2 separate regions of the Mus musculus genome follow, and region 2 is linked to region 1. Evidence: chromatin loops called from intact Hi-C (ENCODE). Cell type or tissue: heart. All regions are shown on one strand. Links, peaks and the distances in the headings refer to the core of each region. The heading gives the core; the rest is flanking DNA. Region 1 has its middle 22 kb from the start of Gm30968. Region 2 holds the start of Cngb1 (cyclic nucleotide gated channel beta 1).

Region 1 (15,888 bases), core at 3,125-11,124:
TTGACATGAGGCCCAGAGAAGTCAGACCTAGGTCATGAGGCCCAGGTAGCTGGAGGACCTTTGTTCCAAATACACACATGCAATGTTTTCCTCTCCATCCTCAGATGGGGAAATGGCAACCAAAGCCAGGCTCAGAGGATGGTAACACTTTTGCCTGAAGGGACTCTTCAGGATTATCTACACTCCGGTAGTGACATTTCACTGAGCAGAAACTGAGCCTAGAAAGGACAGAGGCTGATGGGAGGCCCAGTTAGACTCCAGATCCCAGTATTCTAATGATCTCAGAACCTAGAAGAGTTCAGAAACCCAGAGAGGGGGCTGCGCCTGCCAAAGGCTTCCCAGCTTCCACGGAGTCCCAAGTCCCAACGTGCCAGGTCCACAACCTTGGGAGAAACTCCAAGGAGCTGCCAACACCTATAAAACATGCTATGGGTGTGGCAGAGCTCAGACTGGGTCTCTTCAAGCCTGTGCATTTTGGGGACAGCAGCTTCACATTGTCCGCTGCCCATGCCACAGCCCCTGTAAGGTTCTAGGGTCACCTTGGAAGCCAGGATCCCACTAACCTCCCCGAGCAGACCTTGGACTTGGTCCCCAGGAGTCAGATGGAGCTAGAAGCTGGGGACATCTCTACTCCAGCAGGAGGAGGTTTTCCTAGGGAAAGTATTGCAGCTCTACTCCAATTGTATCCTGGCAACTGGGAGCCATGCAATACCATAAAGTCACACCTCACAACAAACCTCACACGAGAGATTTATTACCCAGGAGGGTGGCTGCCTGTGCTGGGGCAAGAAGCAGCAGGGAACTAAGCAGCCAGCAGGCCTTAGAAAGGATTTCTTGGGAGTGGGGCTTTCTAAGGTGGCCTGGGATTGGTGGAATTTTTGTGGCCTAATCTTGGGGCAAGCTCAGGGATTGGTGGGATTTTGTGTTCAGGGATTGGTAGAATTCTATTTCTTGGGACTTTGTGTCAAAGTCAGGGTCAGGTTTTTTTTTTTTTTTTTTTTCTGGTCCTTTTACCCTACAGAAGGGATGACCATCCCTTCCTCTTGGTTGATCAATGGGGAAGCAGAGGCCCTGGAAAGTACAGACTAGACTGGACTGCACAGCCATCGATGGAAGCAGAACTCAAAGCTTGGACTCTTGCTTCCCTGATGTCTGGTGGGTGGCCTTAGCTGAATCTATGCCCTCTCTGGACCTCAGTTTCTGATCTTTCCGATGGCGCCTGCAAGATGAAAATGGCCCTAGTGATAGTAAAGGTCACTGTCTCCAGCTGACCTCAAAGGCACAAAGACATCTACTATAATGTCTATACTGTCTTTAATTGATTGGTTGCTCCATTGATGTATATGAGTGTTCTATCTGCATGTATGCCTGTGTGCCAAAAGAGGGCATCAGATCCCATTATAAATGGTTGTAAGCCACCAACCACGTGGTTGCTTGGAATTGACCTCAGGACCTCTGGAAGAGCAACCAGTGCCCTTAAGTGCTGACCCATCTCTCCAGCCCCCTGTAAAATCTTTTTTTTTTTTTTTTTTTTTTTTGGTTTTTCGAGACAGGGTTTCTCTGTGTAGCTCTGGCTGCCCTGGAACTTACTCTGTAGACCAGGCTGGCCTCGAACTCAGAAATCCGCCTGCCTCCCAAGTGCTGGGATTAAAGGCGTGCGCCACCACGCCCGGCCCTGTAAAATCTTTTAAGAGCCGGTTTTGTAGCACTAACCCCACAGCAGCACCCCGTTAAAGACGAATCACGTTGCGAATTCTCTGTTCAGTTTTCTGAGCCAGTTCCTGCTATGATCATCTCCTTCATGCAGATCTAGTCAAGGCAGTGTGGAAGGTCCCAGGTCCACTGGTGGGGAAACTGGGGTCCCCACCAGACCAACCTGACTTCCAAGTTCAAGCTCAGAGCCCATCAACTCTACTCTTAATCCCTAAACCATGGGAGAGGAGGCAGGAGAGATCTCAGAGCAATTGTCTGAGGACAAGTAGACAGGAGTGGTCACTGAGCTATGTGATCTACCCTCCTGCCTCCCCAGAACATCTTCAGCTTCACGTCTGCCATGCAAACTCATGCCCATGTTAACTCACTTCCAAGTATACCACCTCAGAAGGCACAGCAAGCTTGTGGCCCATGCATGGGTGGCCACAGCCCACGGGCTCAGTGTAGGTAGACTACAGTGTTACAGCAATGTGATTTATGGAATGCAACACAAGCTGGCAATGTAATGAATGTATCCTTTTGTAGCCTCAAGCTCCAGGAACGTAAAAACTAACTGCGAGATTTCCATTTCTGGAAATAGAGGGCCTCTTCTTTCTGCTGGACTTAGCACAATGCTGAAGAGCTTGAAGGGGGTTGGAGAACTGGAACTTAACAAGACCACTGAAGCCACCTCGGTGCCAAGGACACCGGCAGACAAGCACATGTTCTTAGGTCCCAGCACTTTCTCTATAAGCAAGACAGAAGTCAAGCCCAGGGCCAGCATGGGAGGGGAGTCATTAAACAGATTCCCCTTGACATGAGGACACTCTAAGAGCCACAAACGCCAGAATGTTTATCACCTAGCACTTTAGACAGAAAAGGTTGCAGTAAAGGACTAGAAACCGAGCTGCCACTTCAAATTCAGAAGGCAAATACGGTGACAAAATACACATAAATAACTTTTAGAAGCGGAGAAGAAGAAAAGAATAGGATGGGTAAAATTCATTACACAGTGTAAGGTAATAGGGTTAATTTCAAATATTTATGTCAGGCATGCATGATATTTATGTTTACATGAAATATAAATGCACCAAATGCTGCAGCTGAAGAAAACTTATTTCTGATTGGATGGAGATAAATACAAAAGGAGACAGTCCTAAAACATAAAAGGAGACAAAAGATATAAATACTAGTGAGAGAGAGAGAGAGAGAGAGAGAGAGAGAGAGAGAGAGAAACAAAGAAACAAAGAAAGAAACAAAGAAACAAAGAAAGCTGGGCTGCAGAGATGGCTCAGTGTTTAAGAGCCCTTGAAGCCCTTCCAGAGAGCCCACGTTAGGTTCCCAGCACCCATATAGGAAGGCTCATAATCACCCACAACTCCAGTTCCAGGGGATCTGATGCCTTCCTCTGGCTTCTGTGGCCACCAACACACACAGACACACACAGAGACACAGACACACAAATAAAAAGTAAATAAATCAATCTTTAAAAAGATAGAGGTATTTCTACTGACTTAAAGAGACATTAGGCAAAAAGCACTCCTGGAGGTAGAGATAACAGCAAAAGTTAATTTTACTAAAAGAACATGATAATATTAGATTTCTACTCCTATCATGAGCCTGGAAGGTATAAAGCAAAAGTTAATAATAATACGACAAAAATCAATATATACAATGCATACAATCAGTACAATAGCTTGAAGATGCCTTTTCAGTTTGTTAGAAAGAATACAAAGTGGTATAGAAGAACTGAAGGATTAGATTAAATTAATCAACTAAATTAATGAATTAAATTGAATGAACAATATAAATTAGGAGACCCAAGTTGAAGACATATGTTTTTAAGCACTCCTAGCACACTTATAAACATGACTCATACTCTTGATTATAAGTAAATCTCAATAGATTTCCAGCGACTGTAGCTGTCCATACCGTTCCTCTGGCATGGTAGAAGTCAGTTAAAAGTAACTAGGGCCTGGTGAGATGGCTGAACAGGTAAAGGTGCTTGCTACTAAGCGTGAGTTACGTCCCTGGAACCCAAATGGTAGAAAAGAGAACCAACTCTCTGATGCTGTCCTCTGGTGACCACACACGCACTGTGGTACAAGTTCCCACATCCATTCACAAACACACATGCACACTAAATAAAATGTCATTAATAACTTTGAAAGAAGAGATGGAAACCCTGAAAGGTCCAATACACTGAAGAACTTGTAGCTGGATTCACAAACTTTCCCACAATGCAAAGTCAAGTGCAGACGGCTTCACCGGCAAATTCTACACAACATTCCCAGGAGAACTAACGGCTCCAAGTTGCTCCTAACCCTGTGGAGACTCTGAATCTTTTGCTGGGGAAAATATAATCTAGACCCTCAAACTCAGCAACAAACAGGAAAAAAAATACTCTCTTTGTCTCCTCCCTTCTTTTTCTTCTTTCCCTCCTCCTTTCCCTCCCCTTCTGATGTTCTTAGCAAACTATTAGCAGACTAACTCTAGTTCCAATGAAAAGACATTGTCTAATTGAGTTCCATTCAACCAAGGCAAGAGAGGAAAATGACTGTGGCCGTGGCAGGAACAGATCCTTCCGAGATCCACTTTGAAGAGGAAAATTAAAGTAATCACTACAATATATCCAAGAGAAGTGTGGGTTGAAATTTGACATTATTCATACTCTTTATTTTTGGGGGCTTGTTGAGATTGGACCTTTTTATGCAGCTCAGGCTGGTCTCGAACCCATAATTCTGATTCAGCTTAATTCTATTGCCAGAGGGTGGTGGTACACACTTTTAATCCCTCAGGAAGCAGAGGCAGTTAGATCTCTGAATTCAAGGCCAGTCTAGTTTGTAGAGCAAGGTCCAGGACAGCCAGAGTTACACAGAGAAACCCTGTCTCAAAAAAACAAAACAAAACAAAATCATTCACTATCATACCCAACCCATTCAAGATTAAAAAAAAAAAAATAGCAATCAGAAACAGAACGGAACTTCCTAAATCTGACATTTTAAATGAAAAAAGAAGAAAAGAAGCCCCAAAACACCTCATCAACTATACCTTCAGATGAAACCATCAAGAACTTTCCCTTGGGACTGGAGAGATGGCTCAGCGGTTAAGAGCACTGACTGCTCTTTCAGAGGTCCTGAGTTCAAATCCCAGCAACCACATGGTGGCTCACAAACATCCGTAACAAGATCTGTCGCCCTCTTCTGGAGTGTCTGAAGACAGCTACAGTGTACTTACATATAATAAATAAATATTAAAAAAAAAAGAAGAACTTTCCCTTGAGATTTGCCGTGAGATAAAGAAGCCTGCTGTCACCTTAGAGTCCTAGGAGCAGAGGTTAGGCTAGGAGGCAGAGAGCTTGCTCAGCATGGGCAAGGCCCTGGGTTTGATTCCCAGCACTAACACCAATACACATGCACATGCACACACACACATGCATACATACATGCACACACATGCACATATACACACATGCATATACATATAATACATATACATACATATATACACACATACATACACACACGCACACATAACACATATATACACGTACACACATGCCTATACACATACATACACACATGCATATACACATACACACTTACATACACAATACACACATGCATACATACATAATACATACACATATATATACACATACACACTACATACATACATAATACACATATATACACACACATGCATATATACACTACATACATACATATACATATATACACACACATACACATGCATATACACATACATACATACACACATGCATATACACACACATACATAAACATACATACATACATACATACATACATTCATACACACATACATACATACACACATGCACACATACACACATAGTGCTGGAAAACAAAACAATAAAGGACTGATAAGAAAGAAAGAAAGAAAGAAAGAAAGAAAGAAAGAAAGAAAGAAAGAAAGAAAGGAAGGAAGAGAGAGAGAAAGAAAGAAAGAAAGAAAGAAAGAAAGAAAGAAAGAAAGAAAGGAAGGAAGGAAGAAAGAAAGAAAGAAAGAAAGAAAGAAAGAAAGAAAGAAAGAAAGAAAGAAAGAGAAAAAAACCCGAGAAGATAAAATCAGCTTCATCCCTCATCAAGATATTCTGAGTACATAAAAAAACCCCAAAAGAACCCACATGCAAAGCACTGGGCAGGTTTTCTAGTGTGTGTGTGTGTGTGTGTGTGTGTGTGTGTGTGTGTGTGTTGGCTAATGTTGGTTTCAACTTGACACACCTGGGAAAAGAGGACTTCAAAAGAAGAAACTTTCTAAATAGGACTGTGGTTATAGCCAAATGGTAGCATTTCCTAGTATGCACAAAGCCCCAGTACAGTAGGGAGATGGGCATGGAGGGAGGGAGGGAGAGAGGGAAGGAGGGAGGGAGGGAGGGGAGGAGGGAGGGAGGCTTCTCAAGCAGGCAAAGCCATACTTCATGGTTTAGGAATGTAGACACAGGTGGCAAAGTTGATATAAAACCAGGGGGACTTTTCTAAAGACTGAAACAATGCTCCGCTCTGATGCAGGGGCATTGTGGAAAGAGGACAGAGTCTGCCAGGGTGGCACCTCTTTCTTCACAAGGGTGGTGCTGACATGTGGTTTGCTGATTATTTTTGTTAAACAATATATGTACCCTGCATATTCTCTCACAAGTTCCAGCACTCGGGAGACAGAGGCAGATCTCTGTGAGTTCAAGGCTAGCCCAGGCTACATAGTGAGTTCCAGGACAGTCAAGGCTACCTACTGAGATCCTGTCTTAAAACAAACAAACAAAAATAAATAAATAAATAAATAAATAAATAAATAAATAAATAAATAAATGAAAACAAATAAATAAAGGGTAATCCTTACATTTGGGAGGTGGAAGCAGGAGGATGAGTTTAAAGCCTGCTTCAGCTACACAGCAAGTTCAAGTTCAAGTTCAAGCAGTCTGTGCTGGGACAGGGGGACCATAAACAACCTTCCACTGCAGCCCAGACAGTGAGGACCCCTGATGACATCTTTTAAGAACAGTGGTCATGGGACACTAGGACTGCTTGGTGATAGCATGATATGAAAGGCAAGCCAAGGTCAGAGGCTGCCTGAGTAGAGAGCTCTCAATGCAACAGTCACTTCCACCCAAGGACATCAAGTCATGCAAAGGACTTACAAAGGACCACTAAAGGTGTGCCTTTTTAAACATCCACACAGATCCATTTTTATTTCTTATTTCTTTGGGTTTTTAAAAGACTTTTAATTTAAAATATATGTGCCTATACGTCTGTATGAGCAACGCATGTGCCACATGAACGCAGGATCCCACAGAAGCCAGAAGAGGGTGCCAGAGCACCTGGAGCGGCCCAATGTGGCTATGAGGAACTAAAACTAAGCTCCTATCTTCTGGGAGAGAAGCAAGTGCCTTTAACCACAGAGCCATTTCTCCGACCCCTAGAGAGTCCCTTTCTAAATGATTCATCACTAATCGCTAGTGCTCTCCCCCTCACTGTTTAAATATTTGCTCATACTCCAAGTTTCATTCCTACAAAAGAGGAGGAAACTGTGGGCCACTTAGGGTTCCTGCCCTTGTATTTCCCTTCTCCCTGTCCTGTCGACTGAGCCCTTCCATTCCAGCTATAAGGAGCCCTGTGACAGGAGTGGGCGTCACACCAGAGAGGTGTTGACCTTCACCCTGATAGAAACGGCTCTTCTGGGAGCAAGCAGTTTCCAGACTGAGGAAGTTCAGGCTGCTACTCTTATTCAAACCTCCTTTTGCATGTTTCGAGAGATTCGGTTGTGTGTCTGTGCTTCCCCATAGACTGCCTGGTCTTGGCTGTGCAGAAGGCACCCAGCTGAAGCATTCACAGAAGCCGTTTTTCTCCCTGTGGGCGATGTTGGGGATTTGTACTTTGCCGTTACTTTAATTGTTTTTTCTATTAATGTGTGTGTTGTAGGGATGATGTGTGTGGGCATGGGGTGGTCATAGAAGCCACCGGATGCAAGTGGAGGTCAGAGTCCGTTCTTACCTTCTGCCTTTGTGTGGTCATTTGTGGTATTATTTGGCTCTGGTCCCAGGTAGCTGGGATTCCTGTTACAGTCCCTTGCATGGCAGGTCTGTGAGGATGCTGTAACTGCCATGCAGCTTGTGTGGCCACGTGCCCCTCTGTCAGAGTCTGCGACTACAATGACTGTGGCCGAGTTCCAAGATGCCATTCCCACTTCGTCAGTCCTCACTGGACCCCACAAGGCACAGCTTGGGCTGGTGTTCTTGGTGTCCAGAGTTCAGTAGCTCCGGGATGCTTACAGGAGGGTTGTGGCACCACAGGGCTTTAGTGTGAGCCTGAGTGAGAGGGTAACGTGGATTCTGCTCCTCACCCTTTGGTTTTACGTTGGCTGTTGTGACTGCTTGTCACTGCCTCAGCATTAAAATGCCAGAAATGACCTAGTCATTGCTCTCTTCCCTGACCTGGCTCCCAAGCGCCCCCCTCCCTCCATCACTTATCACAGTGAATTCTGTTTTTGCATCTGTCTCAGCCAGCTGCACAGCCTCACAGGAGATACATCTGAGTTTATATCCATTTCCTGTCCTGTGTTTGACTGTAGCAAACCCAGAGAAGAAGTATCTGTAGTGGTGGCAACTCTGCACAACTAACCTGCTTTGTCCCAAGTCACCCACACTTCCATAGGCAGGCCTTAGCTGAGCCTCTTGCAGGGGTGTGGCTCAGCACCCTACCATGGAGATGTCAGAGTTGTGTGGTGACAAAGAGGACTTGAGGACACAATAAGTCTGGGCTGAGTTAGGTTCTGTCGGGGACAAACCTAAACCCAGCAGTCAACCACCTCACTGGCGACCTCATCAGGGACTGGGTGAAAAGGGACTTTCCACTGAGTGCTAACCCTGTGCCTGACACATCTCCTCCTTTGGGTAGAAACTCACCATGAAGTTCTCCAAGGGGAAACCGCTCTAGAGCAAGAGACAGGTACTAAGGCTTGCTCTGGGTGGAGACCGTTCTGGCTGGTCAGTGGGCTCCTGAAGTTCTCTGAAAGGGTCTTGAAGAGGATAGGATGAAGGGAGCAAATCAGCATGAATACACACACACACACACACACACACACACACACACACACATACACACACATATATATACATACATATATATGCATATATACATACATACACACAGAGATAGATAGATAGATAGATAGATAGATAGATAGATAGATAGATAGATAGATAGATAGATAGATAGATAGATGAACATATATGCATCTTAGGGTAAGGTCATTATTTGCCCTGGAGAGAAAGAACACCATACACAACACTTGTTTACCTCTCTCTCCTGGGATCCTGTTTTAATCAGGGTTTCTACTGCAGTGATGAAACACCATGACTAAAATGCAAGTTTGGAAGGAAAGGGTCCATTTACCTTCCACTTCCACATCACTGTTTACAACTGAAAGGAGCAGGACAGGAACTCAAACAGAGCAGGATGCTGGAGGCAGGAATTGATGCAGAGGCCACGGAGGGGTGCCACTTACTGACTTGCTTTCCCTGACTTGCTCAGCTTGCTTTCCTGTAGAACCCAGGACCACCAGCCCAGGAATGTCTCCAGCCACAATGGGCTGGGCTCTCCTCCATCAATCACTAATTAAGAAAATGCCTTTCAGCGGGATCTTAAGAAGGCATCTTCTCAATTGAGGTTCCTTCCTTTCAGATAACTCTAGTTAGTGCCAAGCTGACATAAGACTAGGCCATACAACTGACCCCTTGTCAACTTGACACTCAAACACATCACCATTAAGTCACACCTTTCCTTTCTTATTCATTCTCAAGGTCTCACATTAAAACTTAAATAACTTTAAAAGTGCTACAGACAGGCTGGAGAAATGGCTCAGTGGTTAAGAGCACCAACTGCTCTTCCGAAGGTCCTGAGTTCAAATGTCAGCAACCACATGGTGGCTCACAACTATTCGTAATGAGATCTGATGTTCTCTTCTGGAGTGTCTGAAGACAGCACAATATAGTTACATAATAAATAAATAAAATTTAAAAAAGTGCTACAGACTTTACAAATTCAAACATTAAAATTTCAGTCTATTTAAAATATCCAATCTCTCTAAAAATCCAAAAATCTCTTTTAAAAGCTCAAAATCTTTCAGCTGGGATCCTTTAAAAATCAAAATTAAGTTAAATACCTTCTTCAAGAGGGAAGACCCAGAGCAGAGCCACATCTGAACCAAGAAAAACCAAACTCCAACAATATAAATAACTCAATGTCCAGTTATCTGGGCTTCACTCACGATCTTCTGGGCTCCTCAGTGAGCTTGGATCACTTCTCCAGTTCGGCCCTCTGCAGCACACACAGCTTGTCTTCCAGGCTCCAGCTGGCTCGACTCCACAGCTGATGCTGTTCTTGGTGCTGACATCCCATGGTACTGGCATCTCCAAAAAGCTGGGGCCTTCTGCTTCAACTGGGCTGCACTTTCACCAATAGCCTCTGTTAGGCAATCTTCATAGTGCCAAGACGTGTCTTCTCCACAAGGCTCCTTCATTCCTGCCATCAACCGCTGCTGAGGCTGCACCTTCACCAATGGTGGCTCCTGGCCTCTCACAGGGCCAAGCCTCAGCTGCTCTCCATGGCCCCTTTAAGTCTTTAAAACCAGTACCATCTGGGTGACTCTTAGACTATCTCTGTCAGTGCCAGAGTAGTGTATCTCAGCTGTCAGCTTGAGGGACAACTTTCAGGAGCACAGCTTCTGTGTGCTGACCCTGAGGAAACACTTCCCAGATTTTACCTCCAAAGATGCTGGGCTCTTCTTAACCATAGCTGAGACTCTTCAGCCCCAGCTGATCCCAACGACAGAATCTCAATTCAAAATAGCAAATGGTCCTGATAAGAGTCTCTAGTCTTCCCTCTGAAACGTCACAAGCCAGACTTCCATCCTCCACATTGCCCTCAACACTCTTATCTTCCAAGCTCCCACAGAACAGCCCACGGAGCGAGCCCTCAACACTCAATAATGGCTTTTCTGACCCAAAGTTGCAAAGTCTTTCCACAATCCTCCCTGAAACATAGTCAGGTCTGTTGCAACAATACCCTGCTATATGGGTTTCAACTTGTGTTAGGGCTTCTATTGCGGTGATGAAACACCATGACCAAAAGCAAGCTGGGGAGGAAAGGGTTTATTTGGCTTATACTTCTACATCACTGTTCATCACTGAAGCACATCAGGACAGGAACTCACACAGGGCAAGAACCAGGAGGCAGGAGCTGATGCAGAGGCCATGGAGGGGTGCTGCTTACTGGCTTGCTTCCCCTGGCTTGCTCTGCCTACTCTCTTATAGAACCCAGCAATGCAAGTCACAAAGGACTGTGTCCTCCCTCAATCAATCAGTAATTAAGAAAATGGCTGGCAGGGTGGATTGGAGGCCAGCCTGATCTACAAAGCGAGTTCCAGAACAGCCAGGGCTACACAGAGAAACCCTGTCTCAAAAACAAACAAACAAACAAACAAACAAAATAGAAAGTGTCTTACAGCTGGATCTTATGGAGGCATTTCCTCAGGTGAACTTCCGCCTTTCAGATAACTCTAGTTTGTGTGTCAAGTTGACATATGACAAGCCAGCACAGACCCCATCAATTTCATGGGCCAACCTATAAACCTCAAGGCACCCAAAACCTTGGTCCTGCCCCTGCCTGCCATCTTCCTTCAAAATCATCTCTGCGGGGGCGGGAGGCACTTAGCATCTCCTGACTGACTGCTCACAGCCAGTCAGGGTCTGTCACTCCTCTCTGCAGCCCCTCTGCTGGTTCCACTCACTGCTGGGGTGCACTCCTGGACACGGAAAAAGGATCTCCTTAGACAATGACCTTCAGTTTCTCCCACTGCCCAGGTTGTGCCATCTAACCCCTCTGATTTCCATGTCTCCTTCCATCATGGGTCCCCTATGGCTGAACAGGGCCTGGCTCAGCAGAGGTACTCTCGGTATGACGGACAGAGATGGGGCAATTGGACAGGTGTCTGATGGACCCATGAGTGAGTATTTAACTTCACAGGACGGACACACATAGGATGGACAGACAAATGGAGGGGGGGAGAGGGTAGATGGATAGTAAGTGGGAGACAATGGATGGGTAGAAAATGAATGGGCAGCTGAGCTAATGGAAGAATAACAGAGTCATGGCCGGATAGATAGATAAATGAATGGATAAAAGAATGGACAAGCATCAGAACAAATAGAGAGCCACTGTCCTTCCTTAACAGAAATCACATCAAGCCAGAACCCCAAGGGCACCCTCGTTAGAGATGCCCTACCAGGCAGACAGCAATGTGCTTCTCCTTTGCCCTAAGCAGCTTCTGGTACACAAAGGCAGACGGCCAATACTGACCCCTGGTGGTCACTATGAGAATAACCACTCCAGAGCCTGGCCTTTGCAGTCCTGGAAAGTCTCAGCCAGCTGGACAGTGGTAATGGAGCTGCAGAGTAGACTGATGGCTCTACCCAAGCAGGCAGGCTCCGAGACAGTGTGCTGCAGCTGCAGGGTACTGCATTGGTACCATTGTTCCCTCATACCCCAAAGGACATGCGCTTGGCTAAGAGCTGTTAGAGGATGCCTGAAGAGAGCTGCCAGGAATGTCGAGACCGGTGCCCAGCAGTCTAGATGACAAATCCAAAGGCTTACCAAATGGGTCAGTGGGCCTGGTGCCTCACATCTTCCTCTCTCTGGTCTTTCATACCATTCTGACGCCTCAGCCAGATGCAGATATGAAGGCAGAATCTCGGAGAGGCACAGAGGCTTGCCAAGCCAAGGCAAGCAGGTGGCAGTCGAGATTTGAGCCCAGCTTTCGTAGGATCCATGCCTATACCGGCAAGCCCCAGGGGAATCGCTGTCCTGGGGGCTCACTCACACCCTCCCTATTCCAATAGGGATTCAGAGTCAGGCTTGGGTCTCAGCATCAGCAAGAAACTGTGGGACCTCGGGTAAGCCGCGTTACCGCTCTGAGAGTTCCAGTTTCCTCCTGTGAGTTAGTTGATGCATATTATTTCACAAGTCTATCGTGAAAAGCAAATGAGCTGATAAAATATTTATAGACAATCTGATACATAGAATGTTTTTCTTTGAGGGAAGATCTTGAATTCTAAAAGTAGAGATGCCTAGGACTGAAAAAATGACTCGGCAGTTAAGAGTAATGGTTGCAGAGCCGGGCGTGGTGGCACACACCTTTAATTCCAGCACTTGGGAGGCAGAGGCAGGCAGATTTCTGAGTTCGAGGCCAGCCTGGTCTACAAAGTGAGTTCCAGGACAGCCAGGGCTATACAGAGAAACCCTGTCTAGACAAACAAAAAACAAAAAACAAAAACAAACAAAAAAGAGTAATGGTTGCTTTTTCAGGAGACCTGAGTTGATTCCCATTGCGCATGTCAGACAGTTCACGACTCATGTAACTCCAGCTGTAATGGATCTGATGCCCTCTTCTGGCCTCCAGAGGAGACTGCACCCACATGCACATGCCCACACATAATCACCTAGTGTAAAATAATAATAATCCTTAAAAGTCATAACAATTCTCTATTCCATGCTATCTTTTATCATATTTCAAAAACTCAGCAAAAATATGGGAATCTAGTGTTTGCACACCACACATAAGGATCCTGAGCACCGTGTGGATCAAAGAACCGAGGGAGCAGAAGGGTGGGGACAGGAAGGAAGAAAAAGCAGCAGCCTCCATCTCCACCAGCAAATAGACCACAAATTCCCAGGGCTCCCCTCTGCCACCCAGAATGCTGTGCTGCCGCCTTGCTTTGCCTGAATAGCTCACTTAGCATAAACTTATTTCTTCTTGGTTTAAAGGGTATTAGGCTGTGTTCTCTGGGACTTTGATCTTAGATGCGTCCCTACAGTAAGTGGACCTATGCTAATCAGCACTCTATAATGTCTATAATACTTCCCTGTGTGGCGGGGACAGTTCATCTAGCCACACTCACTTTTGTGGGCAGATGGGCTGTGTCCCACTTTCTGCAATCACAAACAGCGCTCCTAGGGCCAAGTCTTGGGACTGTGGGGCCTCCTGCTGGCATCCTGGGAGTAGAGTAGCTGGGGCAAGCATATGCCAGGGCTTAGAGCTAGTGAGTGGGCTAATTTGCTTCTTCCACCGCAAGCCCTCTGAGGTTTCTTTTGTTGTTTGTTTGTTTTTCTCATTTGTTTAAGGAGTTTTGAAACAGGACCTCACTATCAGAGCCCACTCTGTAGACCAGGCTGGCCTAGAACTCCAAGAGAGTCACCTGCCACTCCTTCTCAAGTGCTGGGATCAAAGGCGTGTGCCATCACACCTGGTTTCACTTTTTCTTCTTCTTTTTCTCTCCTTGTCTTTAAAAACAAGCAAACTAAGCTTTGGGCAGGCTCAGTGGTTAAGAGCGCTTGCTGCTTTTGCAGAGGACCAGGTTCAATTCCTGGCACCCACATGGTGTCTAGCAACTATCCATAACTCAGTTCCAGGGAACCTGAGGCCTTTTTCTGGCCTCCACAAGCACCAAGCACTTGTGTGGTACACAAACATATTGCAAGCAAACCAGCCATACACAGAAAATATAATAAATATTTTAAACTACATTGTATTTATTTTTCTTTCCTATACCATTTTCCCTCCCCCAAAATGAAATGTGTAAACTTGAGTTTTACTTCCTTAACTGTTACCTTTGAAGTCTTTGCCGTGCACATTTAAAGATTTACTTCCTTTTATTTTATGTGTATTAATGTTTTGCCTGCATGTGTATCTGCATGAGAATATCAGATCACCTGAAACTGAAACTACAGGCAGTTGTGAGCTGCCACGTGGGTGCTGGGAATTGAACCCTGGTCCATCTGGAAGCTCAACCAGTGCTCCTAACTACTGAGCCATCTCTCCAGCCCCCTGACACGCACATTTAAATAACAGCATCTAGTGGTATTAGCCTACTTTTCATGTTATAACAAAATACAGGCGTCTGGGTATTTTACACAAAGAGATTCGTTTAGCTCCTAGTTTGGGAGCTGAAAATCCAGAACTGGATGGTTGCATTGACCTAGCCTCTGTTGAGAGCCTCAAGGTAATGACAGGAGCGTGCACAGAAGAAATCACATCATAAGATGGAAAGGAAAAGATGAGGATCAGACAATAATCCATCTGTGTGTGCTGGCACTAGCCTGTGATCCTAGCACTCAGAGGAAAGCAAGAGGATCAGGAGTTCAAAGCCATCCTGGGGTACATAGCGAGTTCGAGCATCATTGTTAGACAACAACCATAACAAAACAATCCACTGTCTTGGGAATCAACTGGGGCTCTGTGGACGCCATATAAATCCATGTCAAAGCCAGGTCTCTGTGTTACCTTCCACTAGCCCTCTCTCTGTCGGCATCCACACTGGCTTCTAGCATGTGAGCTTTGGCAGGACATGTTTAAATCCTACACAGACCAGAGCACAGACATGAATGTGCTGTCTTGGTGACCCCTGCACATAGAGGCTTCTGACCATTGTGTAGCACTGTCTTTCCCCTGGAGACTTACATTCTATTCTCTGACATTTCAGATCTGACTGTCTTTAACAAACAAAAGCACAGTTTCACACATGTGATTGTAATGGGCCTTGGTACATCCACTGTTTCTACGATCACCAATCCTTTTTGGGTCTCTGAGTAAACTTCTGGAATCACTTTCTTTGTTGAAGAACACTCTGAAATCCCTTTAGATTGCTCTCAGCTTTTATTTACCTTTCAATGTTAAAAGGAACATATTTTCCTTTGTGTCTTAGTTTATGAAAGGGCTGTTTGCCGCAGGCAATTCTAGCTGACGTTTCTTTGTTCCCCTCTCTTTGGGGACCCCATTGCCGTCTCCCAGCCTATCATCGTGGCTATGGATGGAGATGCTCATGGAGCACACTGCCCTTTCTCCGTGGCTTTCCCCCTCACTTCTCTCCATCTGAAGTTTCCCTCAGAGGTGCAAAGGGCAGGTCCATTTCCCTGTATCCTCCTTGAGAGGTGCCATTCTCCCTGCTTCTGTGGGTCTGCTTTGAGGAAACCTGTAACTGCTGTGTCTGTCTCGTTGCTTTTAGCTTCTTCTCCTGGGATTTCATTGTGAGCTTCTTCTGATTCTGCTCTCCATGCCTCTGTTTCTCTTCCCATGTCATGTCTCTCGTCGATTTGTAAGTAACTC
Region 2 (15,888 bases), core at 7,889-15,888, 350 kb before region 1:
CCTAGTGTTTGCTGGCCAGTCAGGCAGACCTCTTCCAGTCCAGGAAGAGACACTGCTTCCAAAACCACGGTGAACAGCAACTGAAGAGCAACACCCGAGGCTATTCTCTGAGCTCTGTGCACGTGTGTGCGCACACATGCACACATACCACTTGAGCCCTCCTCCACAACATGACTTAGGCCAGCAAGAAGACCAGGCACAGTTTAAGGATAGCCTGGGCTATGTGTTGAGACACAGTTGGGGAGACACCTCCAGAACTGCCAGCTAAAGAAACCTGATTTTGTTAAACCTAGAGGAAATAAAAGAACAGTGCCACCCACAACAGCAGCAGCAGTTCACAACAGAGGCGGTAGGGCCTGTATGATCTGTTAATCATCACACAGTACCAGGCACCCTGCCCTTCATATTGCCTCTGTCCCTGTCCCCATTTTTCTGATCAGTAAGTAGAGGCCAGACCTTGGAGGAACTTTCTGGAAGGAAATAGAGAGCTGGACTGGTCTTTCTCATGCTTTCACCCGCCGCTTGTTCCTGCCTTTTCGACCATGACCTCCATTTTGCCAGCCACCCTTGCTCCCAAGGCCAAGAGCACACCCTTAGCTGCTGGCGGCGACAGGGCCTGACCTTTGGAGAAGTAGGTGGAAGACTGGCAGTGTTCATCGGAGAGGCAACCCTTGACAGTGTCCATATCCATGCGCCGAAGGGAAGGCAAGGCCGGGTGGTAGAGCTGGTGCTTCACACCGGCCAGTGGGTGGCGCACTCGCTCCAGGGGGAGGAGGACCGCTGGGGAAGCATACAAGTGGGCGGAGCATTCGTCCCAGGGCACCAGGTCTATGATTTGGGCCATCGCTGGGGAAGAGAGGGGCGGAGTCAGATGCCCTTCCGTATAGGCACATGTTCTTGGCCTATGCTGATTTAACGATTTATCAAACATTTACTGAGTATCTTCTGTGCGCCCCGTGATTTTTCCGAAGCTCCACATCCAAACAACAGATTTATGTGTTCTGTGTATGTGTGTACACACACACACAGACACACGCACACACACACAGACACACACACAGCTCCCAGTGCTCTGAGGGAGGTCAGCACAGAGTGTACGTGTATCTGAGAGGGCTGGAGCTAGGACACTCTAGGAACTGTCTAGATGAAGTGAAACTTAAATATTGAACAGGAAAAAGCCATAGTAAAGCTATTTAGAATGTAGCCTGGAATGCCGTGTGGCTTATGATGCTAGATAGCCAACTCTGGATTTGCCTAGGCCATATTTAGCATTTGCCCCAAATGCTATAGATAGATGAGACTCTTAAAGGAGAGAAATGTGACAGATCTGAATTAGAAAAAGATGGATGGTTGGTTACCTAGTGTCTCTGTTCTAAAAAGCAGATATTCCCTGGAGCCCCTTTTACTCATTTACATCTTAGAATTTGTTGACTCTACTTCCTGACCCTCCAAGTTACAGAGATAAGAAATGGACATGGGGTGGCAGGAGGAGAGAGGAACTTGACCATGAAATGTTTGCTACTTTGTGGGGTCTTCTTTCTTCCAGTCTTTTCCACCTTTCCCCCACCCTTTCAACCCACTAACACTAGATATGAGAGAAAAAGTATAGAGGGGAGAGAGGAAGGGAAAGAAATCCCCGAATCTAATTTCTGTTTCTTCTTGTTTGTTCTCTGAGCATGACTACTATCAAGCTACAACCAACCCCCCTGAACAACCAACAACAACCCATAATCCTCCTGGGTCCCTAGTTTATAGACCCTCTGAAAAGTTTTCAGAATTCCAAAAGTCACAGAAACTATCTGCAGCTGGCAAAACTATGCCCCTGCTAGAGCACGAGGCAAATCAGAGTCAGCTGCTTCAGACAGTCCAAGGCAGCCCCATATTCCTACACCTGGGTATTAAAAGCACATTCTTAAAATATTTCTGCATTAAAAAAAAAAAGAAACCACGATTCCAAAATTCTCACTATAATGAAGGATCAGGACGGGGCATGATAGAAAAAGTGGAAAAGCTGTCTCAGAGTTGACCCTCCATGAGGAAGGATGGAGTGGTAGAACACAGAGAAAAAGGAAGAGAGAACACCCTGCTACCATTTACCCATAGCCACTACCTCATCTGCAGGGCACAGGCCCAAGTGCACAGGCAGGTAAGAACCGTCTATCCTCCTGCTGCTCAGTGGGCAAAAGAAAGGATGTGGGCGTGCCTTCCAGGCAACTGCAGGCTAAGGAGCATCACAGAGACAATGCCCAGTGCAACCTGATTGTGAGGACGAAGCTCCTGGTAACCCTGGGCAACACAGGCTGCCAGGATCCCTAGGCACTGGACATCTATTCCCTGGGTCTCTATGGCAGCCACATAAGACAAGCATCTTGGAAAATGTCAGAACTGGGGCTCTATAGAGGTGACCCGGCCACATTAGGGTAGGGATAACTGCTGGGTTCACCCCAGCCTGTTTCACTGTGTTGGCTAGATCAACGTGACACAAGTTATAGCTATCTTAGAGGAGGGAACCCCACCAGAGAAATGCCTCCATAAAATTAGTCATAGGCAAGCCTGCAGGGGGCTTTCTTAATTAGTGATTGATGGGGAGGGCCCAGCCCATTGTGGACGATACCATCCCTGAGCTGGTGGTCCTGGGTTCTATAAGAAAACAGGCTGGAGCAAGCCACAGGAAGCAAGCCAGTAAGCAGTTCTTCTCCATGGCCTCTGCACCCTGCCTCCAGGATCCTGCCCTGCTTGAGTTCCTGTCCTGGCTTCCTTCAGTGATACGGAAGTGTAAGCCAAATAAACCCTTCCCTTCCCAACTTACTTTGGTCATGATGTTTCATCATAGCAATAGAGACCCTAAACCAGAACCAGAACAGTGACCCTGTACTAGCTACTGCTGCCTCTCTCTGGACCTAAGAGGACTGTTTGTGTTAGGCAAAGACCCCAGGCTCTGCAGCAGGGCTGCCTGGGAGCCTGGAGGGGACCTTGTCCCCATGAGTCTCAGGGAAGATGATACCACGCTGTCTTTGGTCTTTAGGGGTGGAGATTAGCCAGGCTCTGGGGTCAGGGCAGGGATCAGGCAGAGTGGTGGCCTCAGCAGGCTAGGGATTAGCAAGTGATACTCCACCCCTCCCCCATTCTGCCCTACCTTACTACCTGGCGGAACCGCAGCCTCCCTCCCTGTCAGGAAGCTTCGCTCAGAATCCCAAAGCCCCCAGAAATTGAGTGAGACATCCCAAGCTTTGGAATCCTGGGGCTGTCTATTCTTTTGCATATATTGACATATGATTTGCATAAATTTGCATAAATGCTAAACCTGTCATTCAGAATGTCCTATTGGAGTCCTGTAAGATTTGCTGCTCCTTGATTAGGGACCAAGGAACTTAAGAAAACACTCCAAGTTCTTCTCTTAAAGAAACTTGCCCGGTGCTGAGCCTACCCCTAAACGAAGGTCCACCTCTTTTGTTTTGTTTTGTTGTTTTGTTTTGTTTTGTTTGTTTTTCAAGACAGGGTTTCTCTGTGTAGCCCTGACTGTCCTGGAACTCACTTTGTAGACCAGGCTGGCCTTGAACTCAGAGGTCTGTCCGCCTCTGCCTCCTGTGTGTTGATTTAAAGGCCTGTGCCATTACTGCCTGGCAAGGTCCAACTCTTTTTTAAAGTTAGAAAACAGCTGAGCATAGTGGTGTACACCTTTAATCACCGTGAGTCCAAGGCCAGCCGGGTCTACACAGTGAGTTTCAGGCCAGCCAGGCCTACATAGAGTGACCTTGTTGCAAAATAAATAAAAAAATTTTAAAATCAAATTTAAAAAAATAAGAAAGTATATGAATATACAGTTTAGTAATTTAAAATTTGACTTATACCTACCTACCCCAACCCCACTCCCATAATTGCTATTCAGTCACAGACACAGCTTTGCTAAAGAATTTAGTGGGAAGAGGCACAGTGGTAGCACCTGGCACTTCTCATGCTTCCTACATGGAGCTGTGCTGTGGCAGAGCAGCCTCTGCCACCACGAATGCACTGCCATGGGACACTTCTGGGATCCTTACAGAAGCTGCCTCTTGAAGTCCTTAACACAGGTGCCAGATAAATCCACACTGCTCTTGTCTGATCCTTGTTCCTGCTGCCCTGAGCCGGTCCTGTCAACAGCAGGCAGAGGGTGTGCAGGGAACCAGCCCAAACTTGCTAATCATTGTGAGTTGAGTCTGCAGTCATCGATATCCCTGCAAGGGAAGCTTCATCGCCCACAGCAGCCAGCGGCAGCACAGACGATGAACATCAACATGACCTTTGGCGGCAGCGAGGACTACAGACATCAGAATACCCTGAGGTGGAAGTACAGACCACAAATACCAACATGGTCATGCTCCAGCTGCAGCACGAAGTATGGACATCCGCATGGCTTCCGGAGGCAAGCATGGACCAGGGACATCAACACGGCCTCCAACAGCCGCACGGACCACAAACATTGACATGTCCTGCTGCAGTAGTCTAGACCATCGACACCAGCATGATCTACAGCATGAGCGGCACAGACCACGACTATCGACGTGGCCTCCAGCGGCAACACAGGCTACAACATCAACACGGCATGTGACAAGTATGTCTTATGCCAAGCAAGTTTATGAAGAAATAGTATTCTGGAGTGATATCTCAGAAGTTAAGAGCATTGCCTGCTCTTCCAGAGGTCCTGCTGAGTCCCAGCACAGGGGCTGGAGAACAAGGGCACATTCTTGTTCCCAGCAACCACGTGGCAGCTCACAACCATCTGTAATGAGATCTGGTGCCCTCTTCTGGTGTGCAGGCATACATGCAGACAAAACACTGTATATGTAAATAAATCTTTTTTTTTTTAAGAGTCTAGTTGGATCTTAAAAGGTGGAATATGAACTAGGCATGCAGCTCTAATCCCAGCACTCCAGAGGCCAAGTTCAAATCTAGCTATGGCTACATGGTGTTTGATCCTGTGTCATACAGGACTATATCCTAGCCCAGCAGCTGCCATCCGGAGAAATTCTGCTGTGCAAACTTGCAAGAGATCATCCTAGCTGGGATGGTGACATTTTACATCCCCTGAGGGGTAAGGAGAATCATAAGATACTCATCTATGTGTATGCAGCCGCTCCCTACCACCTGTCATATGCAAGCATGTAGCCTTGGAGGGGCTAAGGGAAGGGAAGATACCATGGTGGGCAGGCAGCAATGTAGCTCCTTCTATCGAACTATAAAAGGTCTTCATCCTTGCTGGGTAAAGACTTTCTGGTGTAGACTCTTAGGGGAGGAGCTCCACTCCAGAATTAACCCCTCACCCGTGTTTTGTAAGTCTGACGAACTCACTGGTCCCCCAGGGTGAGCTTGTGGAATTGTACCTGGGATTGTCACTGGCACCTTGGAAGAAGAGGAGTACAAATTGTTTTTGTTTCCTCCAGGAAGGGAATTTTAGCAACATCCTGTCTCTGAAAAACCCAGACAAGACAAAGCAATTTACAATACAATTGCTTCATATGAAGAGCCTACCTTGGAAGCAGAGAAGTCAACATGGGCCATTGAAGGCTTGCGTGCAGATTTTCAGAGCCATGTGGTTTATAGTCAAAAGGTGGAGACAAGCTTGGTGCCCATGGCCAGGACTCAGAAACAAATCGTGGAGTGACTATATCACATAGACATCACCACCTACCAGGAACAAGAACTTCCCAGAGACCACCTCTTCTATTGCTTGGATCTTCTATGACAGCAGCGAACAGTACATTTCTGTCACTTGTAAATCACTTGATTTAAGGTGTTGTATTACAGTAACCCAGATGTAATAGGACAGTGAGCTTCAGTGGAAACCCTAAACAAGTAAGTTTCATTCAACCAGTTTCACTTCAGCCACGATGTAGTTGTTAGGAACAAAAGTGTGTCCTTGATCCCCAGCCCTGATGCTGGGACTCAGTAGGATCTCGGGAAGAGCATCTGAGCCTCCTCTCCAGCCCAAGATACTGTTTCTTAATAAGCTTGATTGGTGACACAAGGGAAGTGATCGTCATGGGAGCCAGATCGTCTGATCTGGGACCCCCACCCCCACCCCACCCCATATGCCGTCTGAGAAGACCTTCAAGCAGCGCCAGAGCTTTGAACAAAGAGTGGAAGATGTCCGGCTCATCCGGGAGCAGCACCCCACCAAGATCCCAGTGACTATAGAGCGACACAAGGGGGAGAAACAGCTGCCCGTCCTGGACAAGACCAAGTTCCAGATCATGTGAATATGAGCAAACTCATCATGATAATTAGACGGCGCTTGCAGCTCAATGCTAACCAAGCCTTCTTCTTCCTGGTGAATGGGCACAGCATGGTGAGTGTGTCCACACCTGTCTCTGAGAGTGAGGGAGATGGAGTGGACACCCTTTTGTACATGCTTTATGCTTCTCAGGAGACATTCGGGGCAGCACTGGCTGTGTAAGGCTACAACAATGCCTAAAGGTTGTTAAGCCCTTACCAAGGCATAAAGTGGCGTTATCAGCCGGACGGACGCTGGTCGGCTCACCACCCACAGATCAGAACGTAGGCACCCACATAGGGTATTAGGAACTGTTCATCAGCCAGAAACTGAGCTCCAGGCAAGTGCATTCAGCTCGGAAACTCATCTAAACCAGGCGATCTTGTGTTCCAACTTTACAAGTTTAAAAATAAAATACTTTGCATCCAAAAACAAAACAAAACAAAACAAAACACCTTGCTTGGCATAAGACATAGTTGTCCCAGGTCACATGGTTCTGCTTCTCTGGAAATGTAGATTAATACAGATTTTGGCTAAAGGTCTTGTCCCGGGCCAATGGTTTTTGTGATAATGCTTTAAGCTGTTAAAGACTCCGCCACAGATATCCTACTGAGTCCCAGCACCAGAGCAGGAGAGAAGGACACACTCTTGTCCCCCAGACTGAGCTGATGGGTTCCTGTCACCTTGAGGAGGCTCCCAGAAGCACACAGGTACCCTGGCTATTGGTTGTCCTGCAGCCTTTCTCTGGCTTTGTCACATTCTGTGGGAAGACAGATCCTGGCTTGGAGCAGGTTCCCTAGTAACTCAAAGGGCCCTATGTCTAGGACACTGCTGGACCCGTGGGGGTTGCTGCTTGCTTCCCTGGGTGCCAGTCATCTTTCTACCCTGCCCCCGATTCTGCACATGCTAATCCTTTGCACCCGGCCCATCTAGTGCCAATTAATCCTGGCTGGGTCTGAGAGGCCAGCTGCTGGGGCACTGAGAAGGCAATTCCTGGCTAGCCGCTGACATCTGAACAGGTAACTCAACATGAAATGGGGGCTCAGTGGGACTCCTTGGGGGATCACCACGCTCAGCTTTTAGCGGGGCTTTTAGGTGATAAATAGAGCAGGCAGGAGAGCTATGATGCGTGGTCCCCACACTCTATCCTGTGGCTTAGACTTTGCTATCTCCAGCGCAACCTGAGAAATGTGGATTTGATACCCCCAGAGGGTTTGGGGGAGGCTAGGAATCTGTTTTTTCCAGCTCTCCCAGAAGATTCTCAGAATCCTGGTGGTCTAACACTTCAGATTCCTGGGTGGCTACCTCCAGGTTCTCTTCCTTCAAAGTGGGAGGGCAGCAAGACAGGCCTCCAGATTCCGGTCAAGGAAAAACTGGGCTAAGAGGCTGCTTGCCTAGATAACCTCCAGACAGTTCAAAAATTCAAGCTAGGTTCACTGCCCACTACAGCAGAAGTCAAGAGAAGGCAGTCAGGACCCAAGGGCAGATCTCAGAGTATACTTATCTTGGCCAGAGTCCCCTTAGGCAAGTCTATTGACCTGAGAATGGATATCCCACTTACAGGGAGTAGGGGGCAGGCAAGATTGTCAGGAGAATGAGTGTTATCAAGGGGATGTGGAAGCCAGGTGTGGAGGAGGGCTTTCTTCAGGTCTGGTTCTCAGGACTGCTGGGAGCTGGCGGGGATCTGTGTGCTCTGCCATTCCCAACGTGTGACCTTGGGAGGAAGTCGCTGTGTTCTCACCCCAAGCCAGCAGAGGACTAGAAGAACCCATTGATTGTCCCTGGCCCCAGTTAATTTTCTGTAGGCTGATGTTCCTCCAAAGCTTAAGCTTTGTTTTCGTAGAGGTTGTTCTGGGAGAAGCTGAGCCAGTGCTGGGTCAGAGGTCAAGGTTAGGGGTTGGTCAAGCAGCCTGGCAATGAACTCTGGGAAGCTGGCTATGGGGCTACTATTTTTCTAAGGGTCCTTGAAGAGACAGACAGAGAGGCACAACCTTGGTAGGTCTGTGTCCTGGGTGGCCTTTCCTGGGCTTGTGTACATGTCAGCTTTGATCGTACCACCGAGCCAGGCCATCCTGCAAGAATTCAGTCTCTTGGAGCTTGGCTCCCCCACGTGCTTAATATCATGCTTAAGGTAGAAACTGGCCATCACCAACCATGACGGAAGTCCAACTGGTATTTTATTCTAAAAGCTAAAAAAAATGATGTATGGTTATTTATTTTTTAATTTATTTTTGAGAGAAGTCTCACTGTGTAGCTCTGGCTGGTCTGGACCTTGCTATGTAAAGCATGATGGCGTTACAGAAATCTACCTGCCTCTGCCTCCCAACAACTGGCATGAAAGCACATGGCTAATGTTATCTTAGATTTTTCTGTCCACAAGTCACTGGTGTTTCTTCTCTGTTGTGGGCTTCTGCAGTACATGATATTCCATAATTGGTATTCACACTCAGTACCTGTCCTTGTAGTCATGGCCAGCCTTTATGAAACATGGGCCAGTCACTGGACAGCAGATGATATCTGAACAGATGACTCCAGATGTGGTGAGGGCTCAGTCACTGGTCTAAGAATGCTGCCTATACCAGTTTCTGTTTGATTGGCTTTGTTTGTTTTGAGATAGCATTTCACCATATAGCTGTATAGCCGGCCCAGGACTTGCAGAGATCTGCCTGTCTCTGCCTCCCAAATGCTGGGATCAAAAGCATGTGCCACCATGCCGGGCTTTCTTAATGGCTGTTATGCCTGACTCTCTTACACTCTGCGTACAAGGTAGGCACTCTCGATGTCTCTTGCTTTTGTTAGTTCAGGCTGGCTGGCCTGGATTCTTCTGCCTCTGCCACTCAAGTGCTGGAGTTTAAGTGGGTGCCACCATGACAGGCTTCAGTGCTCCCACTCTGCAGGCAGGCAAACAGAGACACAGGGAGTCTGACTCACGAGAGTGCTAGAACGTGTGTGTCTCCTGTTCCAACGAATGTGCGTCTTCTTTCCAGCATTTCTGCATATTGTGTTATGGGCTGCATTACAGTCTATTTAATGCAGGCCTCACCCCTGATGAACACTGAGATCCTTTTCAATAGCTAGCCTTCGATAACATTTGAAGAAATATTTTTTATATATGCTTTATATGAACCCCCCCCCCCCCCCCACCGCAAACAGTTCCTTCAGCTTGGAAACAGATAAGCAAGGTATGCAAAAATCCATGCCATAGAATACTTACTACTCCTTAATAGAAATAAATGAATTAGTGACAGGAACCCTTAGAAAGGAATTCCAGATGCATATACTCAGTGAAAGGAGCCATGCTCAAAGGTCACACATGATACAGAACGTGTCATATACTGGAATTCAGACCACAGGGGCAAGAATGCGTATCTGTGTGTGTGTAGAAGAAACTTTTAAAACTATTTATTTTTAATGTGTATGTGTGTGTAGTCCATGTATGTTTAGGGGCTCACGGGCCAGAAGAAAGTATTAGATCTCCTGTAACTGGAGTTATAGGAGCTTATGAGCTGCTTGACATGGGTGCTGTAAAACATGTATGGAAAATCAAATCTAGAAGAGCAGCAAGTGCTCTTAACCTTGGCGCCATCTCTCCAGCCCTACTGCAGGATTATTTTAAAAGACAGGGTGCAGTAAAGGGCTAGTGCAACCCACAAAGTAGCCATGAGTGAGGAGGATGCCTGCGCTCATTCAGTTAAAGACTATGTTGCTTACAGGTGTCAGGATGTTGGGCTGGGTCCAAAGGGTGCTGCCTCAGCCTCCGGGGACCCCTCAGAAGACCGTGGAGACAGCAGGACCACAGCCAGAAACAGAGTCGAAACCAGAGGCCAACCCACAACCGGAGCCAGAACCTCAGCAGGAACCAGAGCCAGAGCCAGAGCCAGAGCCAGAGCCAGAGCCAGAGCCAGAGCCAGAGCCAGAGCCAGAGCCAGAACCTGAACCTGAACCAGTACCTGAAGAGGCTCCACCTGAGGTCCAGGCCCTGGTGAGGGGAGAGGGTGAGGAGGGCAGGCTGGTCTTGCTGCTCAGGGACTCACCGGCTTGGGCCACCTGACCCCCATGGATGAAAGGGGGGGCCAGTGGGAAATGTGGTCACTGACTTAGTGCACATCTGAATGAGGCCACTCAGGCCCAGAGAGTGAACAGGCTTGCTCAAGGCTGTTTCTGTGAAAGGTGAGGCAGACTTTGTCACCATCTCTCTTAGCTGCTCAGCCAAGCTCGAGATAACATGAGCACAGCTGTGCAGAATGTGCAATGAACGAGCATGCCTGTGTGCTGACAACATTCATTTATGGGGCTGAAGCAGTGGCGCAGAGGCTAAAAGCACTTACCATGCAAGCATGAAGAAAGACCTGAGTTCAAATCTCCAGAATCTATGTAAAATCTGGATGCAGTCACCTAAGCATCTTTAATCCCAGCGCTTCGATGGCGAGTTGGAAGCAAAGAGGAGAATCCCTGGAAGGTCATGGGCCAGCTATTCTGGCTAACCCATTTAAAAAGCACAAAGAGACCCTGTCTCAAAACAAGGTGGGAGACAAGGACTGACACCCCAGGTTGTCCTCTAAATTCATGTATGGTACCATGTGACCAACCTCTCCAAGTACACTCACACATCAACTACAAACTTGCATTGTGTACATACACACTATTTGCAAAACCAGGCAATAGGCTATAAGTAGCCTGTGACCATATTTTCCAGCCTCTGGTCCAGGACCCAGTCTACATACCAGGAGATTCAGAAATAGCTCCAGAATAGAAGTACATCGCTTCCCTCAGGTGGTATTTGTTTCATAGGAAGACTTTCTCAATACAGGAAATAGAGAATTAATTACAGGTTTTAAAAAACAGTATTTTTAAAAGATTTATTTAAAATGTCATTGGGGTGGGGGCGGGGCGGTGGTGTTCACATGGGTGCAGTGCCTACAATGGCCAGAAGAGAGCATCAGATTCCTGGAGCAGAGTTGTGAACTCTTTGATGGGTGCTCAGAACATGAGTTCTCCATAAGCCGAGTTCATACTCAACTGATCTGTCTCTCCAGCCCCATAAACAGTATTTTAGTTTCCAAGTGTCTTTGAACATAGTGTTCCCAGGATAACAACAATAGACACGCTAAAGAGAGCAGAGGTTGAGAGGGGAAGCCCAGAAGGCTTCAATCCTACACAAAGAATTACAGACAACTAAGGGATTCTGAGAGCGGGAGAAATCATCTTTCCCAGGGAAGAGCACACCAGTTGGTTGCCCAATACAAAATGGTCTACTTTGGAAACATACATACATGTAACAGACTGAGCAGCTTGTACTTATGTATTTAGGAATATATATATATATGTATGTATGTATGTATGTATGTAACAACTATTAGTGAATAAAGAGGCCATGGATTTTAAAAAGAGCAAGGAGGGGTTTATGGAAGGGTTTGGAAGAAGAAAGGGGAAGGAAGAAATGATGTAATTATGTCATCTTAAGAAAAATAAAAGCCAGGCAGTGGGGACACACTCGGGAGGCAGAGGCAAGCAGATCTCTGAGTTTAAGGCCAGCCTGGTCTACAGAATGAGTTCCAAGACAGCCAGGGCTACACAGAGAAACCCTGTCTCAAGAAACCAATAAACAAACAAACAATTAATTTAAATAATGAAAAAAGATTAGTGTTCCACTGAATACACTATACTTTGGGACACGAGATAAAACTTATAAACATTTATCACACTCAGTGTATATGCGTGCACAGAGTTCAGAGAATAACTCATGTGGCACATGTCCTCCTGCCAGACAGCAAGCACCGTTACCCACAGAGCCATCTTACCAACCCTGAGGGTTTGGTCCAACTGTCCAATCACCAGGGACCAGTTAGCAGTTTGCAGGGGGCACTGGTCCATGTGCCACATTTTGAACAACATTTTCCTAGAATGTTCCTTCAAGCTTAGCAAAACTTGCCAGTCTGACATCTCATCCCTTCAGGGGCCCTGATGACAATTAATTTAGCAGCTCAATTAAGCAGATTTCATTTAGCTTCTAATTGACGCTAGATTCTGTGCTTAGAGCAAAAGGCATAAAGAGGACTCAACCAAGCATTGCCCCTGGAGGTTGGCAGACAAGTGCCCGCCAGCTCCTTCTGCCAGGAGGCAGGGCTAGGAAGGGAATGAGCCCCAGCGCTGCCCTTAGAGCTTACAGGAACTCACAAGCGAGGGTCATTTAACTTCCAAAGTTAGAAGCGGTGGGGTGTGCTCCCTAGATGTGGAGGCTGGTGGAGGAAGTTTAACTGAGGAGCCGCAGAGGTGAGATAGTTCTGGAAGAAAAACGGTTGTGCCTGGGCTAGTGTAGAGTGTGTGTAGGAAATGGGTATAGAGTGTGCATGTGTGTACATGTGTATGTGCATATGGTATATTCATGATAGTATACTGTGAGCACACAAGAGTATGCATGACCATGTGTGTATTCGTATACAACTTTGGAGCTGCAGGTCCCTAGATAGAATCAGAGAGGCTGTCCTATCTGCACCAGGACATCAAGGCTTACAGGTCCCATTTGAACCCACAGCCACCAGAGGAGCCAATGGAAGGAGAGGGAGAGGCTGAGGCTGGTCCCAGCCTTCAAGGTGAGTGCTGAGACCCAGGCTGGCTGGGCAGGGGGTTGGGGTCTCCTCTCAGAGCCTGGCAGCATCTCAGTTCACAGATGATGAAGTGGAGGCTCGGAGAAGCTTGGAGCAGGCTTCTGGGAGCTTTTTGGCTGAGCTGAGCCTTGGTGCCCTCCATCAGACCTGCCTCTGACTTGCTCTCCCTAGCAAGGGAGAAATGGGCCTCTCTGGAGTCCACATCTGATATCTCGGAAATTCTTTTTTTGCCAGAGACCCAGGTAGCTGACCCTGCTCAGCCCACCTCCCAGGCCCAGGTTGCTGTTGCCAAGGTGAACAGGTACCACATCACCCTCTCCATCTCTCAACTGCCCCTGCAGGGAGCCTCTAGCATGGAGAGAACAGCTGTGAGTCAGTCAGGTCTGTGGCCATTCAAAGAGGCCCAGAGCATCATGGGAGAGTGTTCTGAGCACAATGGGGTGGTTACCGTGAGAGGGAAGGTCACAGTAATGTGCCAGAATGGCATCAGGGCTGGGGCACACTAATTAGTGTTGGGGTGGCTTCAGACCATGGCTGGAGCTGCTGACTTCCCAGTGAAGCCAGTGGTCCTGACATTAGCCATTTCAATCCATAGAGTTTATCCAGCCAAGTAGACCTGGGGCAGGGGCCAACAAAAGACAGAGACTTAGGATCCTCACATAAACTGATAAGCCTCCAGAGGTATTCTAAGGCAGTGGTTCTCAACCTTGCTAATCCTGCAACCCTTTAATACAGCTCCTCTTGTGGTGACCCCCAACCATAAGGTTATTTTTGTTGCTACCTATGAACCATAATGTGAATATCTGTATTTTCTAATGGTCTTAAGCAACTCCTGGGAAAGGGTCATTTGACCTCTGTGGATAAACCTACAGGTTGAGAACCACTGGTCTGAGGGCATGCCAGTCATTCGAAGGCTGGTAGGGGTGAGTTAATTGGGGTATAGAGAGAGGCTGGCTGTGCTTTATGGAGCAACCGGAGGGCAGGTTCCAAAGGTCTCTCTGGCATCCTTGGGGTTGAACTGAAGGGTACCCTGGGTCTCTTTGGAGAGAGAGTGAGGTTTTAGAGTCTCATCATGTGGAGATAGTGGCTTGATCCATGTCAAATCCTTCAGGACTATGGACTGCCACTCTGACAGGGTGGGGGTTGAGAGTGGACTCATGACCCTATCCCTTGGCAGGCCCAGCTCCTGGATGTTGAGCTGGTTCTGGAGAGGCATGCAGAAGGTCGTGCCACAGCCTGTCTGCAGCAATGGGGGCCAGAACCTGGCTGCCGGAGAGCGAGACCCAGATCAGGTACAAGGGCAGGGAGACCCGAGGGTGAGAAAGAGTCCATCAGAGATTGTGGGGCTGGAGAGGCTGCTCCTGGGATGCCCTGTAATGTCTGTCTGTCTGTCTGTCTGTCTGTCTGTCTCAGCAGGGTGGAGCACAGATCCCAGAACCTTGTGGCACTGGGGACCCAGGTAAGACAAAGAGGCAGAATGTCTTTCCAGGGGCAGGAGCTTCTAAGGGGCTACTGGGATGGGCTTAGCAGTGGGGAGAATTTCAGTGGTCCATGGGAGTGGCTCATCCATTGGCCTTGGGCAGGGGGAGCTAGATTTGAGTGGTCTCGGTGTTGCTGACCCGGGAGTTCCAGGCAGACACTTGCTCCCTCTTATTCGTGCCCTCTTCCTCCCTCTTCCTCCTTACCTTCATCTCCCCTCACTTTCCCCTCTTTTCCTTCCTTTCTGCTTCCCTTTTCTTTTTTTCTTTCTCCCCTCCTCTCTCTCCATTGACTTCATGGTTATTTTTTTCAAGCTGTTAAGTTTTAAACTGATAAACACAAAACACAACAGGGTGTGGTTTAATGGCTACGGTTTGGAGGTTCATTCCACCGATGCTTTTGTAGCCAGGTTAAACCTACCTGTTTCCCCAGACAACTCTCCTTTCTTCCTGATGAAAGCATCTAGTTTTCTCTCTAGCTTTTGAGATGCGCAGTGTTCAGTCGCTCTCTGCAGCCACCCTCTGTGCAGCCAGGACTTCTGACAATCTCTAAAGTACAGTTTTGTACCCAGTGAGCAACCGCTCCTCATCCTGCCTCCCTCTCCTTTATTTCCTGGCTCTGTAGGATCTGCAGAAGCTTCCGGGACTCAGGACACTGAGTAAGTCCTTGTCAGCCAGGGTCACTGTTGTCTGTAGCAGGCCGAGCAATGTGCACAGAACTGAGGGCAGAGTCTATCACCACCTCCGGGGTCACCTGAAGCATGTCTCTTCCCCTTTTTCGACCTCACTTTTCTTATCTGTAGCATGGGGTAGTATTCCAGGCTATTTGTGCTTTCTGACACTTCCTGGACATTCGGTAGGGCCACCTCTGAGAAGTAAAGCAAGCATGGATAAGCTCTGTGCAAACAGGTTTCTGGGAGAGTGGGGTTTATGTGGCATCTGGAAAGCAGGGCTTGGCTCACCATGAGGCATATGTGAACTTGGTTGTCTCAGCCTCACAGCCTATGACCTCTCAAAGGAAGCTCCCTTCTCAGTGAGGGTGTCAGGCCAGATTGGGACAATGATGACACTGAGGAACCTGCTCAGGGAGGGGCCCTGCCCAGGCTCAACCACCTCTGCCTGGTGGAACTTCAGAGCCTCCCGTGTTTTAAGAAAAGCCACAAACCAATGTGAACACAGGTGCACATACCTGCAACCCTATAATGCCAGAATTGGGGAGGCTGAGATAGGGGAATCATGAATTTGAACCATTTGGGGCTACATAGCTAGACTCTGTCTCACAGGCAAAACAAAACAAAACAAAGCCCATGGGCTAGAAACCTAGGATTCTACATGAAATGCTTAATAACTACCTATTCTGATTATTACATTTTCAGGTTACCATGTCCCCCAATGTCAGCCTGAAGAACCATTTTGTGATTTCTGCAAGAAACCCAGACTCATGCCTTCCACCCAACCACCTCCCTCCATTCACCCCCTCACTCACTCATTCCTTAGACTCTTACTTGGCTCTGTCCCCAGGCATAGAAGGCTGGCCAGGCTTAGACTCTAG

The links. A loop is a pair of places that touch in the nucleus more often than their neighbours do. Peaks named below come from ENCODE experiments on the same cell type or tissue, not always from the same donor. Only the 100,000 strongest peaks of a DNase experiment are listed, where the experiment ranks them.
Region 2: it touches region 1 in a loop (2.1-fold over the local background); 5 of 42 quality-filtered maps call a loop at or near these places.

The regions. Positions count from the first base shown.
Region 1 is chr8:94,946,487-94,962,374 of GRCm38, reverse strand. No RefSeq gene overlaps it. Among named protein-coding and RNA genes, the nearest start is that of Gm30968, 22 kb to the left of the region's middle. In heart, for the core only: CTCF peaks have their summits at 4,902 (motif pointing left) and 7,018 (motif pointing right); no DNase peak of the experiment used is centred there; H3K27ac peaks cover 1,092 bases.
Region 2 is chr8:95,297,913-95,313,800 of GRCm38, reverse strand. It overlaps Cngb1 (cyclic nucleotide gated channel beta 1), which reads left to right and starts at 7,216. Exons shown (of 33, transcript NM_001195413.1): 1 at 7,216-7,269; 2 at 9,964-10,232; 3 at 12,786-12,843; 4 at 13,093-13,159; 5 at 14,036-14,150; 6 at 14,275-14,317; 7 at 14,962-14,995. The coding sequence starts at 9,972. Tepp (testis, prostate and placenta expressed) reads right to left here and starts at 2,203. Exons shown (of 8, transcript NM_199455.2): 1 at 2,111-2,203; 2 at 622-846. The coding sequence starts at 844. It also overlaps the pseudogene Gm5359. In heart, for the core only: a CTCF peak has its summit at 11,185 (motif pointing right); no DNase peak of the experiment used is centred there; H3K27me3 peaks cover 427 bases.